2 separate regions of the Homo sapiens genome follow, and region 2 is linked to region 1. Evidence: chromatin loops called from intact Hi-C (ENCODE). Cell type or tissue: MCF 10A. All regions are shown on one strand. Links, peaks and the distances in the headings refer to the core of each region. The heading gives the core; the rest is flanking DNA.

What was found. Peaks named below come from ENCODE experiments on the same cell type or tissue, not always from the same donor. Only the 100,000 strongest peaks of a DNase experiment are listed, where the experiment ranks them.
Region 2: it touches region 1 in a loop (2.1-fold over the local background); 3 of 110 quality-filtered maps call a loop at or near these places.

The regions. Positions count from the first base shown.
Region 1 is chr14:28,575,038-28,583,408 of GRCh38, reverse strand. It overlaps LOC107984684 (a long non-coding RNA gene), which reads right to left and starts at 5,298. Exons shown (of 3, transcript XR_001750691.2): 1 at 5,238-5,298. In MCF 10A, for the core only: no CTCF peak of the experiment used is centred there; DNase peaks (open chromatin) are centred at 5,338 and 5,558.
Region 2 is chr14:28,490,814-28,499,184 of GRCh38, reverse strand. No RefSeq gene overlaps it. Among named protein-coding and RNA genes, the nearest start is that of LINC02300, 120 kb to the left of the region's middle. In MCF 10A, for the core only: no CTCF peak of the experiment used is centred there; a DNase peak (open chromatin) is centred at 4,774.

The sequences.
Region 1 (8,371 bases), core at 344-8,343:
ACAATACCATTTCATGATAAAAACACCCAACAAACTAGGAATAGAAAACTACCTCCTCAACTTGGTGTAGGCCATTCACAAGAAACCCACGGATAACCTTATATTTGATAGTGGAAGGCTGAATGCTTTACTTCTAAGGTCAGGAGCAAGGCAAGGATATCTGCTCTTGCCACTTGTGTTTAACATTGTGCTGGAGATCCCAGATAGGATAATTAGGCAAGATAAAGAAACAAAGTTCATCCAGATCATGAAGGAAGAAATAGAACTATCTTTAATGGCAGATTTAATGGTCTTGTATGTTTCCTCGTATCCTAAGAAACACATATACTCACACATACAACTATTGGAACTAATGAATGAGTTCAGTAAGGGTGCAGAACATTAGATCAATACATAAAAATCAATTGCTTTTAATATATTACCAATAAACATTGTAAAAATAACATTAAGAAAATAATTCCATTTATAATGCATCAAAAATAATATTTAGTTATACATTTAATAGAAGTGTAAACTTATACACTGAAAACCATAAAACCTAATCTCACAGAATTAAAAAAGATCTACAAAAATGAAAGAACATCTTGTGCTCATGGATTGGAAGAGTTAATACTGTTAAGATGTCAGTACTCTAAATTGAACTATAGACAATGCAGTGTCTATCAAAACTCCAGCTGGCTTTTTTACAGAAATTAATTTTCAAATCTGTATCTGATCAGAGATTTCTATTCAGAAGCCATAAAGAATGCCTATGACCGAACGATAAAAACAATTTTAAATGAGCAAAGAATTTGAATATGCATTTCTTCAAAAAAGATATACAAATGGCCAATAAGCAAAAATAATAATAATGATAATAAAGATGTTGAGCATCATTTATCACTTTTCAGATAAATAAAAATCAAAACTACCACTTCACATCCACTAAAATGGCTATGATCAAGAAAACAGATAATAATCATTGTCAAGGATGTGGAGAAATTGGACCCTAATGCATTGCTGGTGAAAATGTAAGTTGGCGTAGCCATTTTGGAAAACAGCTTAGTTAAACAGTCAGAAGATTAAACATGAAGATACCTTATTACCAAGCATTTCCATTTCTACTAAGAGAAGTAAAAACATATACCCACAAAACACTTCTACACAAATGTTCATAGTAGGTTTAATCATAATAATTGAAAGATAGAAGTAACTGTTCAAATATAACATGTTGCATAACACACAGTTGAATACTATTTGGCAATAAAAAATGAAGTACCAATGCATGCTACAACATGGATGAACCTTGACAACCTTGAGAAATGGGAGGTGATAACTAATGGGTATGTTTTTCTTTTCTTTTTTTTTTTTAAGGAGGAACTAAAATATTCTAAAATGAGATTGTGATAATAGTTACACAACCTTGTAAATACACTAAAAATACTGAATTAGATATTTTAAATTGGTTAATTGTATATGTGAATTATATTTCAAGCTGTGAAAAAGATATGAACTGTTTAAGTAAACAAAATAACAATATATTATTATAATATGTATGTAAATATAATGGATGAAAATAATAACAAAAGCTAGAAGGAGATATATTACTGTAAAGTTCTTATACTATTAGTCAACAAAGGATCTAAATTGAATTATAAAAAATACTAAGATAATCCAAAAGTTGTCTGAAAAATAGGAAAAAGAATATATGGGAAAAAGGAGAACAAATAGTAGAGGTACCTTTATTTCAAGGTTGACTATAAAGCTTTGTCATCAAGAGTGTATGCTGTTGACATTAATATAGAGAAATACATCAATGGAACTGAATAGATAACTTAGACATATACAAACATGTACAATTGATTTTTAGCAAAAGTGAAAAATAATTCTGTGGAGAAATGATAGTCTTAAAGAACAAGTGATTTGGCAACAACTGGATATAAACATTCATGCAATGCACTTTGATTGATGTCTTGCGGCATACGCAAAAGTAAGCTCAAAATGTATTACAGACCTAGAAATAAGTCTGAATGCAACAAAACTTGTAGAAGGAATCACAGGAGAAAAATTTTGTGACCTTGTATAAGGTGAAAATTTCTGAGACACAACAGCCAAAGGCACAATCACAAAAGGAAAAATTAACAAATTTGGCTCTATCAAAATGTAAAAGCTTGTGCTATTTGGAAGATACTGTGAGGAGAATGAAAAACAAGCTACAATTCACAATAGCAAAGGCATGGAATCAACCCAGGTGCCCACCAATGGGAAACTGGATACAGAAAATGTGGTACATATGCACCGTGGAGTACTAAGCAGCCATAAAAAGAACAAAATCATGTTCTTTGCAGCAACATGGATGCTGCTGGAAACCATTATCCTAAGTGGACTAACACAGAAACAGAACTCCAGATACCAAATGTTGTCACTTACAAGTGGGAGCTAAACATTGAGTAGACATGGTCATACAAATGGGAACAAGAGACAATAGACATTGGGAAATACAGGAGAGAGGACAGAGGGAACAGGTTAAGGGTTGAAAAAAAGTACCTATTGGGTACTATGCTCATTACTTGGGTGACAGACTCATTCATACTCTAAACCTCAGCATCATGCAATATACCTATATAAACAACCTGCACATGTACCCCTGATACTAAAATAAAGTTTGACGAAAGGAAAGAAAACAAAAAGGACAAGCTATGGACTGGGAGAAAATATTTGAAAAATATGTGTCTAATAGAGTATATAAATATCTGTCTAATAGAATATATATAAATAGAATAAGATATGTCTAATAGAATATATAAAGATCTGTCAAAACTCAATACAAAACAACTGAATAAAATGGGCAAAATATATGACCATGCTTGTCATCAAAGATGATGATATAGAGATGGCAATAAGCAAAAAAAGAGATGCTCAATATCATTTAGTCATTAGAGAAATGCAAATCAAAATCAAGATGAGATACCACTACATAATTATTGATAGGCTATAATTACAAAGATTGATCATATCGAATGTTGGCAAGGATGTGGAGGAAGGGGCATTTCTTACACTGCTGGTTGCAAAAAAAAAAATGGTACAACCACTTTGGCAATGTCTTAAGATGTTAAACATCTTCACAATGTGCTTATTTCACGTTGCATGCCTGTATCAGAAAAATCTTAGTTACACCATAAATATATACTCCTACTATATACCCACAAAATTTTTTTTAAAAAGTTAAACATGTACCTAACATGTGATGCAGGCTTTTTATTCCTAGTCATTTGTCATTAGGATGTGAAAGCCTATGTTCACGAAAAAACATATATGAATATTCATAAAATTTTAAAAACAGTTTATTTTTAATTGCTATTTTTAATAGGTAAAGTTGAAAAGTCCTTCAACATATGAACTGATAAACAAATGGTAATATATCTATACAATGGAATAGTACTCAATAATAAAGAGAAATAAGCCATTGGTACAAAATGATTTTGCCCAGTGAAAAAAGTAAGAAAAAAGCCAGAAAAAAGCAATAATCAGAATATGCTCATCTAACAGCAATGTTACACTCAAGATTTTACAGATGTATGTGAAATATTAGTTGAGAGTGACTAAACCCACGTAATATAAATATCTATTGCCATTTATTTTCTTAAATTGTATTAACTAATATTAAAAGTTAATTTATTTCTATAAAACCCCTGGAAGATAACTTAGGAAATACCATTCTGGACATAGGACTTGGGGGCAAAGATTTCATGATGAAAATGCCAAAATCAGTTGCAACAAAAACAAAAATTGAAAAATGGGACCTAATTAAACTAAATAGCTTTTGCACAGCAAAAAAACAAACAAACAAAAAAACTATCAACAGAGTAAGCAGACAACCTACAGATTGGAAGAAAATATTTGCAAACGATGCATCCAACAAAGGTTTAATATCCGGAATCAATAACAAACAGAAACAAATTAACAAGCAAAAAACAACCCCTTTAAGAAATGGGCAAAAAACACGAACTGATACTTTTCAAAAGAAGACATACATGCAGCCAACAAGCATATGAAGAAATGCTTAATGTCACTAATCATTAGAGAAATGCAAATCAAAACCACAGTGAGATACCATCTCACACCAGTCAGAATGGCTATAATAAAAAGTTAAAAATAACAGATACTGGTGAGGTTTCAGAGAAAAGGGAATGCTTGTACACTGATGGTGGGAATGTACATTAGTTTAGCCATTGTGGAAAGCAGTTAGGAGATTTCTCAAATAACTTAGAACCAGCAGTCCCATTACTGGGTACACATACCCAAAGGAATATAAAACATTCTACCATAAAGATACATGCATGCATATGTTCATTGCAGCACTATTCATGATAGCAAAGATGTGGAATCAACCTAATTTAGCCCAGCAATGGTAGACCGGATAAAATAAATGTAGTAAATGTACACTATGGAATACTACACCACCGTAAAAGAAGAAAATCATGTCCGTTGCATCAACATGGATGGCGCTGCAGGCCATTATCCTAAGCAAACTAACACAGGGACAGTAAACCAAATACTGCACTTTCTGACTTATAAGTTGGATCTAAATATTGTGTACATATGGACACAAAGAAAGTAAAAGACACTGGGGAGGGTGGGAAAAGGGTAAGGATTGAAAAGCTACCTGTCAGGTACTATGCTTATTACCTGGGTGATGAAACTATTTGTATACCAAACCCCCGTGACACACAATTCACCCACATGAATACCTGCATATGTACCCCTGAACCTAAACTAAAATTTAAACAAGAAATATGATCTGCTGGATTTCTACTTTCACGATGTTAGCTTCATTTTTAGGCATAAAACTTTTTGTTATAAATACTTTTTCTGGTGTTTGAAAATAATGTATATGCTCTGTTTATTTCCCATAAATGCTACGCATTTGTTCATCTAGTTAACTCACCAAATTTTCTAAAAAAGTTATTTAACATTCAGAAAAAGTTAATTTAGTTTTTTGTTCTTTGCATGTACACAAAAAACATGAACATTGAAAATATTGAAATATTTTAGAGCAAAGTTTTTAGAAAATATATAAAGTATATTAGATAGAACTTTTGTTGTCAGTAACAGAAATGAATCAAATCAAGCAAAACAATTTATATTCATATTTCAGAAGTTATAGGACCAAAATTGAAAGGAAGAAATGGCTGGGGACAGAACAAAAATACAAACTACAATTCTCATGAAAAAAGTATTTACAGTAATAGAATTACCACAATTCCTGACGATTCTGTGCACCTGGATACTCACGTTGCCTGGTTCTTTGGCAATCTTAAAGTACGGCACTGCTGCAGCGGTATAAATAAGTATCCCACTAGCCCTCTGGCATGGGAGACAGGATGGAATTGTGTGGAGAGGAAGAGAAATATTTCAGAATAGTTTTGAGATAAAAGAAATGTGAAGCAACTGTGGTGTGGAACAAAGCACTGGAAAAGATGGCATAATTTCAAAGAAATATTTTTGTGGTCTGCAGATCCTCTTGCAAAGTGTTTGAGAATTTGAAATAGAAAATTGAGTTATCCTGAGTTTACTCTTTGGTCTAAAAACTGTGCTTCTTTTGTGTAACATAATCTCAATGGGATTCTTCCCCTGTGAATCACAGGAAACAGAAAATAGTCTTCATGACTCTTTTCACAATTCTCTGAAGAATAACACATATCAATTTCATTCTAGATGCATAGGAAAATAAGTTAATTCATACATAAAATGGAGGCCTTTAGTGCATTTGGTAGGGGCTTAATTTTTCATGGAATCCCAGTTAAGGAAGGCCTAGAGTACATCACAGGCTTTATTTAGGACTATTTCACAGAAATCAAGGGCAAAAAATGTACAACTAGTCTTTTGGAAGCTGACATTTCCTGGCCAAAGAATCAGATTAAGTTTTAATCAGGCTATTTCAAAGAATTGGTGACAAACAGCAAAAATTGGCTGCTGAACACTGAGTCCTGCTAGGGGATTAGCCAATAGGATCATTATGACCCAGCCAACGTCCCAGAAGGGCATAGAATAGAAAGTGTGTGTGTCTGTATGTGTACGTGTGTATCTGAGTATAGAGGAAGGTTAGCTTTGTTTCTTCATTTTCTTGAGTTATACATGTGCTACTCGTCCTCTTTGTTTTTGTCCCATGTTCATCTTTGTCCCATATGGCTCTGGACTTACATGACACATTATTTTTTCCAAGGATCCCATTTTCTTTTATTTTTCTTTTTAATATATTTCAGTAGGTTTTGGGGGAACAAGTGGTGTTTGGTTATATGGATAACTTATTTAAGGGTGATTTCTGAGATTCTGGTGCACCCATTAGCTGAGTGGTATACACTATACCCAACATATAGTCTTTTAACCCTCACCTCCCTCCCACCTTTCCCCCTGAGTCTCTAAAATCCACTGTATGACTCTTATGTAAGGCCCGCATTTTCAAACTGCTCATGTATTCTTAGAAGATTTGCTTTTCTTAGACTAAGTGCGCTGGCTCGTGCCTATAATCTCAGCGCTTTGGGAGGTGGAGGAGGGAGGATACCTTGAACCTAGGATTTCGAGACAAGCTTTGATAACATGGAGAAATACCATCTCTACAAAAAAATAGCCGAGCATGGTGGCATGAACCCGTAGTCCGAGCCTGTACTCAGGAGCCGGAGGTGGGAGGATTGCTTGAGGCTAGGAAGTCCAGGCTGCAGGGAGTCGTGATCATGCCACTGCACTGCAGCCTGGGCAACAGAGCCAAACCCTCTTTCAATAAACTTTGCTCTTTATTATGCTCTGTAAAATGAGAAGTAGTAACTTTCTTTATAATCCAAGGAATGATTTTCGTCTATGTTATAGTTCTAGTCTTCTACTTTCAGCCTATGGTCCCAGTTCTGTAGTCCTTTTTCATCAAATAAAAGATCATATTTATTTTTTGCTTTTTAAAATTGATTTTTGAATAGACAATTTATAAAAACAAGATGAAGTCAAAAAGTTACAAAAGATATTTCATAGAATTTAACACTCAGTAATTCTGCCCTGATGTAATCAGCATTATTAATTTTTTATGTAACTTTTCCGATATTTTATTTATGTGGAAGTATATTTTTATGTATATTATTCTGTATATCTGTTTTCTTTAACAAACGTTAGTTACTATAAATACTAATATATATATACTGCTTTTTTCCCCACAGTACAGAACATTTAAATCTTAACATCTGCTGTAAAACTAACTTCCTTAGTAAAATGTAAAATAGAAAATGAGAAGAGAATTTGATTCCTTTGACACTGGTTATCTTCTCTGGTTGCCTAAATTTCACTTTTTGGCTTAACCAGCAAATGAAATATGTATATGTATAGGTCACATTACAAAATTTTGTATTAATTAAATGCATAGTTAGATAAAATAATTTATTATATAACTTTAAAATAAATTCTGAAAAATGTGTTTAAGTGAATCTTTTTTTGATTTTAAATTTTTTTCATGTAGACAAGACTTTAGAGTAGCGCTAAACTTTATTAAGAGATCAGATATATTTAGTAAGAGATCAGTTCTCATAGTATTTATTTTCACAAAATTTGTGTGATTAATCAGTCAAGCTTCTTGCCAAATAAGAGAGTCAGTAGTTTTTAGCATAATGATCATTTGTAAGGTTTCTTGGTTTAAGCTGGTGATTTTGATCTCTAAGAGTTTCACATTTATGCCACAAAATGTGAGAACATAAAACTACTCATTTGCTAATTTGGACATAATTTTACATTGCAAAACTATTCTTATCTTACAATTTAGCTTTTGTAATACATAAAAGATAGCTTTTATATTATTTTGGAAAAAGTTGTCGGATTACAAAATATAGTTATTCCTATTTTGGCCTGTTGGAATCTGACATTCATTTGTTTGTGAGGAATAACCTGGGAAATACGGCTTTATAGCACTGGCACTTGCGAAATAGAAAATGTAATTAGCTTGAGATGTAGTAAATGACTTTGTTTTTTCCATAAAGCCAACATTATGCCAAATAACAATAACTCTTAGAAACATTTCTAAGTCATTCTATTTTATTTTTAGTTTTATAATATTTACTTGTAAATTAAATTTTACTTGTCAAATGAAATAGTTTTCTAAATGAGTAGAAAACACCTCCTGTGGTTGTTTCTAATTTCATTTTCTGTTAACATAGCTGTTGGCACTAGAAATACAGAACAATTTTCAGAGTACTGTCAACCATGTAATTTCTTGGCAAATACATGGCAATTACTTCCATGTAATTATAGTGTCAGTCTATGGGATTACACAGCTTAGTCTAGGAAGACAGTTACCTGGTCATCTTGTCCATCATTCTACCGTATTTGTTTCCTGTGTCAATGTCCTGGTCACACC
Region 2 (8,371 bases), core at 293-8,292, 84 kb after region 1:
CTCATGGAGAACCTCTGCTAGCACAGTGTGGAAGGGAAATGTGCAGTCAGAGCCCCCGCACAGAGTCCCTTCTGGGACACTGCCTAGCGGAGCTGTGAGAAGAGGGCCTCCATCCTCCAGACACCTGAATAGTAGATCCACCAACAGCTTGCACGGTGGGCCTGGAAAATCTGCAGACACTCAACGCCCACCTGTGAAAGCAGCCAGGAGGGGGGCTATACTTTGCAAAACCACAGAGGCACAGCTGCCGAAGACTTTGGGAACCTACCTCTTGCATCAGCTTGTCCTGGATATGAGGCATGGAGTCAAAGGAGATCATTTTGGAGCTTTAGAATTTACTGCCCTGCTAGACTTTGGACTCACATGGCCCCTGTAACCCCTTTGTTTTGGCCAATTTATCCCATTTGGAACAGCTATATTTACCCAATACCTGTACCCCCATTGTATCTAGGAAATAACTAGGTTGCTTTTGATTTTACAGGCTCATAGGCAGAAGGGACTTGCCTTGTCTCAGATGAGACTTTGGAATGTGGACTTTTGGGTTAATGTGGAAATGAGTTAAGACTTTGGGGGACTGTTGGGAAGGCACGATTGGTTTTGAAATGTGAGGACACGAGGTTTGGAGGGGCCAGGGGAGAATCGATATGGTTTGGCTCTGTGTCCCTACCCAAATCTCATCTTGAATTGTACTCCCATAATTCCCACCTGTTGTGGGAGAGACCTGGTGGGAGATAATTTGAATCATGGGGGCAGTTTCCCCATACTGTTCTCGTGGTGGTAAATAAGTCTCATGAGATCTGATGGTTTTATCAGAGACTTCTGCTTTTGCATCTTCCTCATTTTCTCTTGCCACTGCCATGTAAGAAGTACTTTTTGCTTCCCACCATGATTCTGAGGCCTCCCCACCATGTAGAACTGTAAGTCCAATTCAATCTCCTTTTCTTCCCAGTCTCAAGTATGTTTTTATAAGCAGCATGAAAGTGGACTAATAGAAATAGGTTAATTGGCTCACTGTATTCTTTGCCCACATTCCCCAATATAGAAACTATATCATTCATTATGAATGTAGATTTCCCCACTAGTGTACTTATTACTAGAATAATGATAAAGGTACAGCAGTGACACAGAGAACTAAAAGTTGTTGATGATTTGATATTCCTTTCCACTAACATTTGGTAAAAAGGTCTTAGAGTTTACTGTAGGGGAGAAAGAAGGAGATTTTGGAGATAAATAGAGTCTGCATTATGCCTGCATAGCCCACACTGTAGATGCTTTGCCTATATATAATTTAACCTTAACTGAAGTAAGCAGTCTTGACTTTTTTTTTGTTTTTTCTTCCTATGAGTTATAAGTTTGATGCTAATAAACTAAATAAATTAAATTTAGTTCTGAAAGCCAGTTCATCAACAAGATGTTTGATTTTCAAGGAAAAAAAAAGAGATTTGGTGTCTACTTCCAAGTTTTACTTATACTAACAGATTCAGCTGAGTATCAAACACACAAACAAAACTATTATCAAGATAACCCATTCATTTCAAAGTGAGATTGATTGTACAGCCTTCAACAAGGCTCCAGCTCATTTATATACTTACTACAATGCTTAGCAATTTCATTTGTCAGAACAGGCTGTTTGATGTACCAGTTCACAGTCTGACTTTATACTACATGGTCTTTTAGGAAAGATTTTCTTCAGGTGAAATGGTTTAAAATGTCTGTAAAACACTGAATAAGTTAGTGCCCAATAAATAATAATATATAGGTTTTGGTGATAGGTGACTGAAATTGTAACTTACAGTCAGTGTAGTAGGTCATATTGCCATGATTGTAAATATTGTTTTAAGGGTTTTATATCTAACACAGTGGCTGCATATGTACCTGTAAATAAATGATTTTCTCCAAGACAAAATTACCCAATATTAAACTTTTTTTGCAAATTAAGACACAATAAGAAAATATTTTATCAACAGTGGAAAAATGGCAATATGATTAAAAAATTATTGAGCTTTTGCCCTAAATATAAATTTTCTTTTTTCTAATATAATAGTTTTTTAATTGAAGATTTTGTTGAGATAATTTTAGATTCACATGCAAGTAACAGAGATATCCTATTTTTCCTTTATCAGTGTTCCACAATGGTAACATTTTTCAAAACTATAGCACAATATCACACCAAGATATTCACACTGATACAAGCTAATGATCCTATTCAAATTTCCTTTGTTCTTCCTATACTTGTTTGTGACTGTGAGTATGTATGTTTAGCTCTATATAATTTTTTCACAGGTGTAGATTGTGTATCCACCACCCCAATAAAAATATTGAACAGTTCTCTCACCACAAGGATCCTTCATGCGTTAGTCCGTTTTTGCACTGCTATAAGGAACTACCTGAGATGGTAATTTATAAGGAAAAGAGGTTTAATTGGCTCATAGTTCTGCAGGCTGTACAGGAAACATGAGGCTGGCATGTGCTTGGCTTCTGCGGAGGCCTCAGGAAACTTTCAATCATAGTGGAAGGTGAAGGGGAAGCCAGCACTTCACATGGCTGGAGCAGGAGGAAGGGAGAGAGGAAGGAGGTGCTATACACTTTTAAGCAACAGGATCATGTGAGAACTCACTCACCATTGCGACACAATACAGAGGGAAAAATCCACCTCCATGATCCAATCACCTCTTTCCAGGCCCCACCTCCAAAACTGAGGATTACAATTGAACATGAAATTTCATATTTGGGGATCCAAACCATATCACCTCACATAGTTTTACTCTTTGATTATCACACCCACCTCCCTCCTGCACACCACCACTTACCAGGTTGTCTAACTCCATACAACCACTACTCTGTTTTCCATTTATAAAATTTTATCTTGCCAGGCAAAAGCCTGTAATCCCAGCACTTTGGGAGATGGAGACAGGCGGATCTCTTGAGGCCAGGAGTTCAAGACCAGCCTGGCCAACATGGCAAAACCCTGTCTCTACAAAAAAATAGCTTGGTGTGATGGCACATGGTCTGTAATCTTAGCTACTCAGGAGACTGAGGCACGAGAATTACTTGAACCTGGGAGATGGAGGTTGCAGTGAGCCGAGATGGTGCCACTGCACTCCAGCCTGGGTGAGAGAGCAAGACTCTGTCTTAAAAATAAATAAATAAAATAAACAAACAAATAAATAAAATTTTATCTCAAAGCATTATATAAATGAAGTCATACACTAGGCAACCTTTTAGGATTGACTCTTTTCACCTAGCATAATTCCCTGAAAATCCTTTAAAGTTGCTGCAGGTATTAATAGAGCTTCTTTTTATTGCTGAATAGTAATCAATGGCATGTAGATAACAGTTTGGTACACCGGTCATGTGTTGTTCACATGTTAACATGTTGAAGAGTATCTGTGCTATTTTCAGTGTTTAACTATCTGTGTTCTCACTATTATGAATAAAAGTGCTATATTTGTTTACAAGCTTTTGGATGAACATAATTTTTTCTCTGTGATAAATGCCCATGAGTACAATTGCCATACAGCAATTGCATATTTACTTTTATAAGACTGTTAAAATTGTTTTCCAGAGTGGCTGTATCATTTTATATTTCCAGCAATGTAAGAATGGTGCAATTTCTCAGAATTTTTGCGAACATTTGGTGTTTTCACTATTTTTTTAAAATTTTAGTCATTTGATAGGTGTGTAGTGATTTGTCATTGTGATTTTTATTTGCATTTTTTATGTTGAGCATTTTTTCATGTGCTTATTTGCCATCTCTGTAACCTGTTTGGTAAACTGTCTCAATATTTTTATTCATTTTCTTACTAAATTTTTTAACTGTTGAGTTTTAAAAGCTTTAAATCATATTTTGTATACTAGTTCATTGCTGATTATGTGATTTGCAAATATTTTCTCTCATTCCATACCTTGACTTCATTTTCTTCACATGTGATTTTATGTATTAAAAGTTCTTAAAAATATTGATGAGATCCAAATTGTTAATTTTTTCTTTAATGGGGTGTGTTTTTGGTGTCATGTCTAAGAGTTATTTGGCTAACCCTATACCCTCAAATTTTCTCCTATATTTTTTCTAAACATTTTATGAGTTCACATTTTGTATTTAAATTGGTGATCATTTTTAGTTAGGTCAATGTTAATATTTTTTCTTGTGGATGTTTAATTTCTCCATCACCACTTGTTGAAAGGGCTGTCATTTTTCTACTGAATATCTTTTGCCCCTTTGTCAAAATTCAGTTGGGCACAGCTTTGTGGGTCTATTTCTAGGTTCTCTATTCTGTCCTATTGACCTACGTGTCTAGCCCTCTGCCATTATTGCACTATTTTGATTATTTTGGATATATAGTAGGCCTTATATCAAGTGAAGTAAATGTTCCCTTTTTACTCTTCTTTGTTAAGATTATTTTACCTGGTCTAGGGCCTGTACCTTTCAATATAAAATTTAGAAGAAACTTGTCTATGTCTACAAAAATCTTGCCGGGATTTTGGTAGAAATTGTTTAAAGCCTATACACCAATCAGGGAAGAGATTATCTCTTTATTCTGTTCAGTTTTCCAATCTATAAACATTATGCATTTCCATATTCATTTAGGTAATTTAAAATTTTATCAATCAGTATTTTGTAATTTTAAACTTACATATCCCACACATAGACCTGTGATAATTGTTATGTGTCACCTTGATGGGGTTAAGGGATGGTCAAATAGCTGGCAAAACATTGTTTCTAGATGCGTCTGTCAGGGTGTTTCCAGAAGAGATTAGTATTTGAATCAGTTAACTGAGTAAAGAAGATTACTCACCGAGGTGAGGCATCATCCAGTCCCTTGAGGGCCTAAATAGAACAAAAAGGTGGAGGAAGGGCAAATTTGCTTACTTTTCTTGAGTTGGGACATACATTTTCTCCTGCCTCCAACAGGTTCCTGGTTGGAGCCCCTGGTTGTTCACTCTTTGGACTCCATGATTTTCACCAGTGTCACCACTACCAAACCCAAGCTCTCAGCCTCAGAGTTGGAATGACACCCTTGGCTCCACTGATTTTCAGTCCTTCAGACTCAGACTAAATTTTACCACCTTCTTTCCTGGTTCTCCTGCTTGCAGACAGCACATTTTGAGACTTCTCATTTTTCACAACTGTGTAAACCAATTCCCATAAAAAATCATCTTATACATATGTATACATTATTTCTGTTTCTCCAGAGAATCCTGACTAATATAGATTTCTTTAGGAATTTATTTGTGGAGCAACTGTAAATGGCGTTGCATTTTTAAGTTTCTACGTGTTTATTGTTAGTCTATATAAATGTTATTGATTTTTGTGTGTTGATTCTATGACATTGCTAGACTCACTTATTTGGTCTAAAAGATTTAGTTTGTTTGTTTTTTTAAATCCCTTGGAATTTTCTATGTAAATGATCACGCCATCTTCAAGTAGTGCAGATTTATTTCTTCCTTTATAAACGATATCTCTTTTTGTTTGTTTGCTTTTCTTGCCTTATTGAACTCACTGGAAATTCTGTCTGAATGTCTGTTCAATAGAAAAAACAGACATTCTTGACTTATTCCTTGTTTGAAAGGGAAAGTATTCAGTCTTTTATCATTAGTATGATGTTAGATACAGGCTTATGTAGACACTCCATGAAATTGAGATAATTCCTTTCTATTCCCCACTTGCTGAAAAATGGGTGTCATATTTCATCAAATGCTTTCTCTGAGTAAATTTTATGGGCATATTTTTACATTTTAGCTTGGAGATATGGTGACTTATTTTGATTTTTTTTTTCCGATGTTGAACCAGCCTTACATATCTAGAATAAATCCCTCTTGGTCACAATGAAATATAATGAATTTAATGAGAATACTTTCAAAAAATTTAGATTGTTCTGAAGGAATTTCAAATAGCCATTAGATCTATTATTAATATTTCCAAACAGTTGTGGGGAAAGTGTCATAAAATTGGTAGTATATTCATTTTAATATATCTCATAAAACAAATCATCTACCTTTGTCCTATATGCAACATTTGTTTGAGAAGTAACGTATGATCACTGAATGAGCTCATTTTCTAATTACCTTAAAATGACCTTAGTAATCTCACATGTTTATAGTAGCAGAGTCCTTTCTCAGGTTTTCCAGTTTTAGGGTGATAGTTTCATTGTCATACGTATATTATAAAGGAAATTTAGCAAGTTGGCTCTTTTGGCCCTTTTTCCTAAAGTAGAGGCTTGAGTTTCAGTTCTATACCCGTTGAGCCTCACTTTTTTAAGAGTTGAGTTTCTCATACATAGTAATATGAATAATTTGTCATAAGGAGAGATAATACTAAGAAAAATATTTAATACAAATAAATTAAAATGCATTGAAAAATGAAATGCTGTGTGTGTGTGTGCGTCTGTGTGTATCAGGAGATTATTTTAAAATTTTACCAGAATGATTTCATCACACTTAAACAAAATTAAGTTTCCAGATTTATCTTGAACGTAACTGCCATTGTTTGAATGATGGTGTTGGAACTTAATCCCCATTGTGGTGGTATTAAGAAGTGAGTCCTTTTAATTACATCCTTAGGTCTCCTTCCTTGACTGCCCAGGGTCGTCTCAAGTCTCTGCTTACTGCATTCTAGTACAGTGCTCCTTGGCTACTTCAGCTGTGGCTCAAGTGGGCCCAGGTGTGGCATGGACTACCACTCCAGAAGGCACAAGCCATACAACTTCGTGGCATCCATGTGGTTCTAAATCTGCAGGTACACAGAGTGCACAAGCTGTGGAGGCATGGCAATCTTCACTGAGATTTCAAAGGATGCCTCAGGGCCCAGGCAGAAAAATACCACAGAGTGGGAGCCAGCACAGAGATTACCATAAGGGCAATGTTTAGTGGAGCAACCGAGGTACGGCCACTGCAGAAAGTCCTTACTGTGGCAGTGTTTAGTGGAGCCATGAGAGAGGGCCCATCTCCAAGACCCAAGAACTATAGAGACACCAGAGTGTCATATCAGCCAGGGAGAGCTGCAGGCATTTGACTCCAAATTAAGAAAGCTGTTGTGGGAGCCGAGCCCAGCAGAGCCATGGTGGCAGGCTCTTGCTGAGCCTTGGGCACTCTACTCCTACTCCAGCAGTTTGTACAGAAGACAGCACATGGAGTCAAAGATTATTCTTAAGCTTCAAGATTAAATGTTTGCCCTATAGGGATTTAGATTTTGTTGGAATCTGTTGCCTCTTTCTTCTTTCCTACTTCCTCCTGTTGGAATGGTAATGTCTGTCCTATGACTGTCCTATCATTTTATTTGGAAGTATATAAACTGATTTCACTTGCAGATGGAGAGAAATTTGCCTCAGGATGAATCATACTTTGAGTCTAATCCATATCTAATTTAGGCAATATTTAGATGAATCTTTGGACTTAGACGTTAAAGTTGATTCTGGAATGAGTTAAGACTTTTGGGGCTATTGGGATGGAATGAAACTATTTTGTATGTGAGAAGGACATGAATTTTGGGAAGGGGGCAGGAGCAGAATGCTACGGTTTGAATGATGGTGTCCCCTCTGAAATTTATGTTGAAGCTTAATCCCCATTGTGGTTAAGCTAAGAAGTGAGGCATTTTAGGAAGTGATTAGGTAATGAGGACTCCTCCTTTGTGAATGGGATGAAGGCCACACAGAATTCAGCTATCTCTTTTTAATTATTTAATTATTTTTAATTATTTTAATTATTTACAGAAAGGGTCTTGCTCTGTCACTCAGGCTGGAGTGCAATGACACAATCACGGCTCACTGCAGCCTTGAACTCTTGGCTCAAACCATCCTCCTGTCTCAGGCTCCTGAGTAGCTAGGATTGCAGGCATGCACCGCCACACCTGACTATTTTTAAAATATTTTATATAGATGAAGTTGGGCTATTGCTCAGGCTGGTCTTACTCTTGGCCTCAAGTAATCTAGGGCTCAGGCAGTTATGTTTTAGTAGGAATTTATCTATAACACGAAATTCTAAAATGCAGAATACCACTTCATTTTACTTGCATTTTTAAGTCTACTAAAATAATGCCTTTGTATATAGCCTCTTTTTCTTTTTGAGGTAGAAACACAAATATTTAAGAAATAAGCATGTCCTTTAAAAAAGAGTACATGGGAAATTAGTTTTCTTTTAATCAAAAATAAGTTAAACTGGAAAAATTGATTTTTTCCATTAAGAAACTGATGGATTTTCTTGATAGCATTGAAAATTAGTTGACAGAAGGTAAACACTTAGCTAAAATATATTTAGAACTTGGTAGAATATTAGCTACAAGATAATGACATCTTAGGCATAGAATGAATTAAAATTGCTTAGCTATGGAGCAAGGGTATAAACATTGAAAATCAGCACTGGAATCACAAGATAA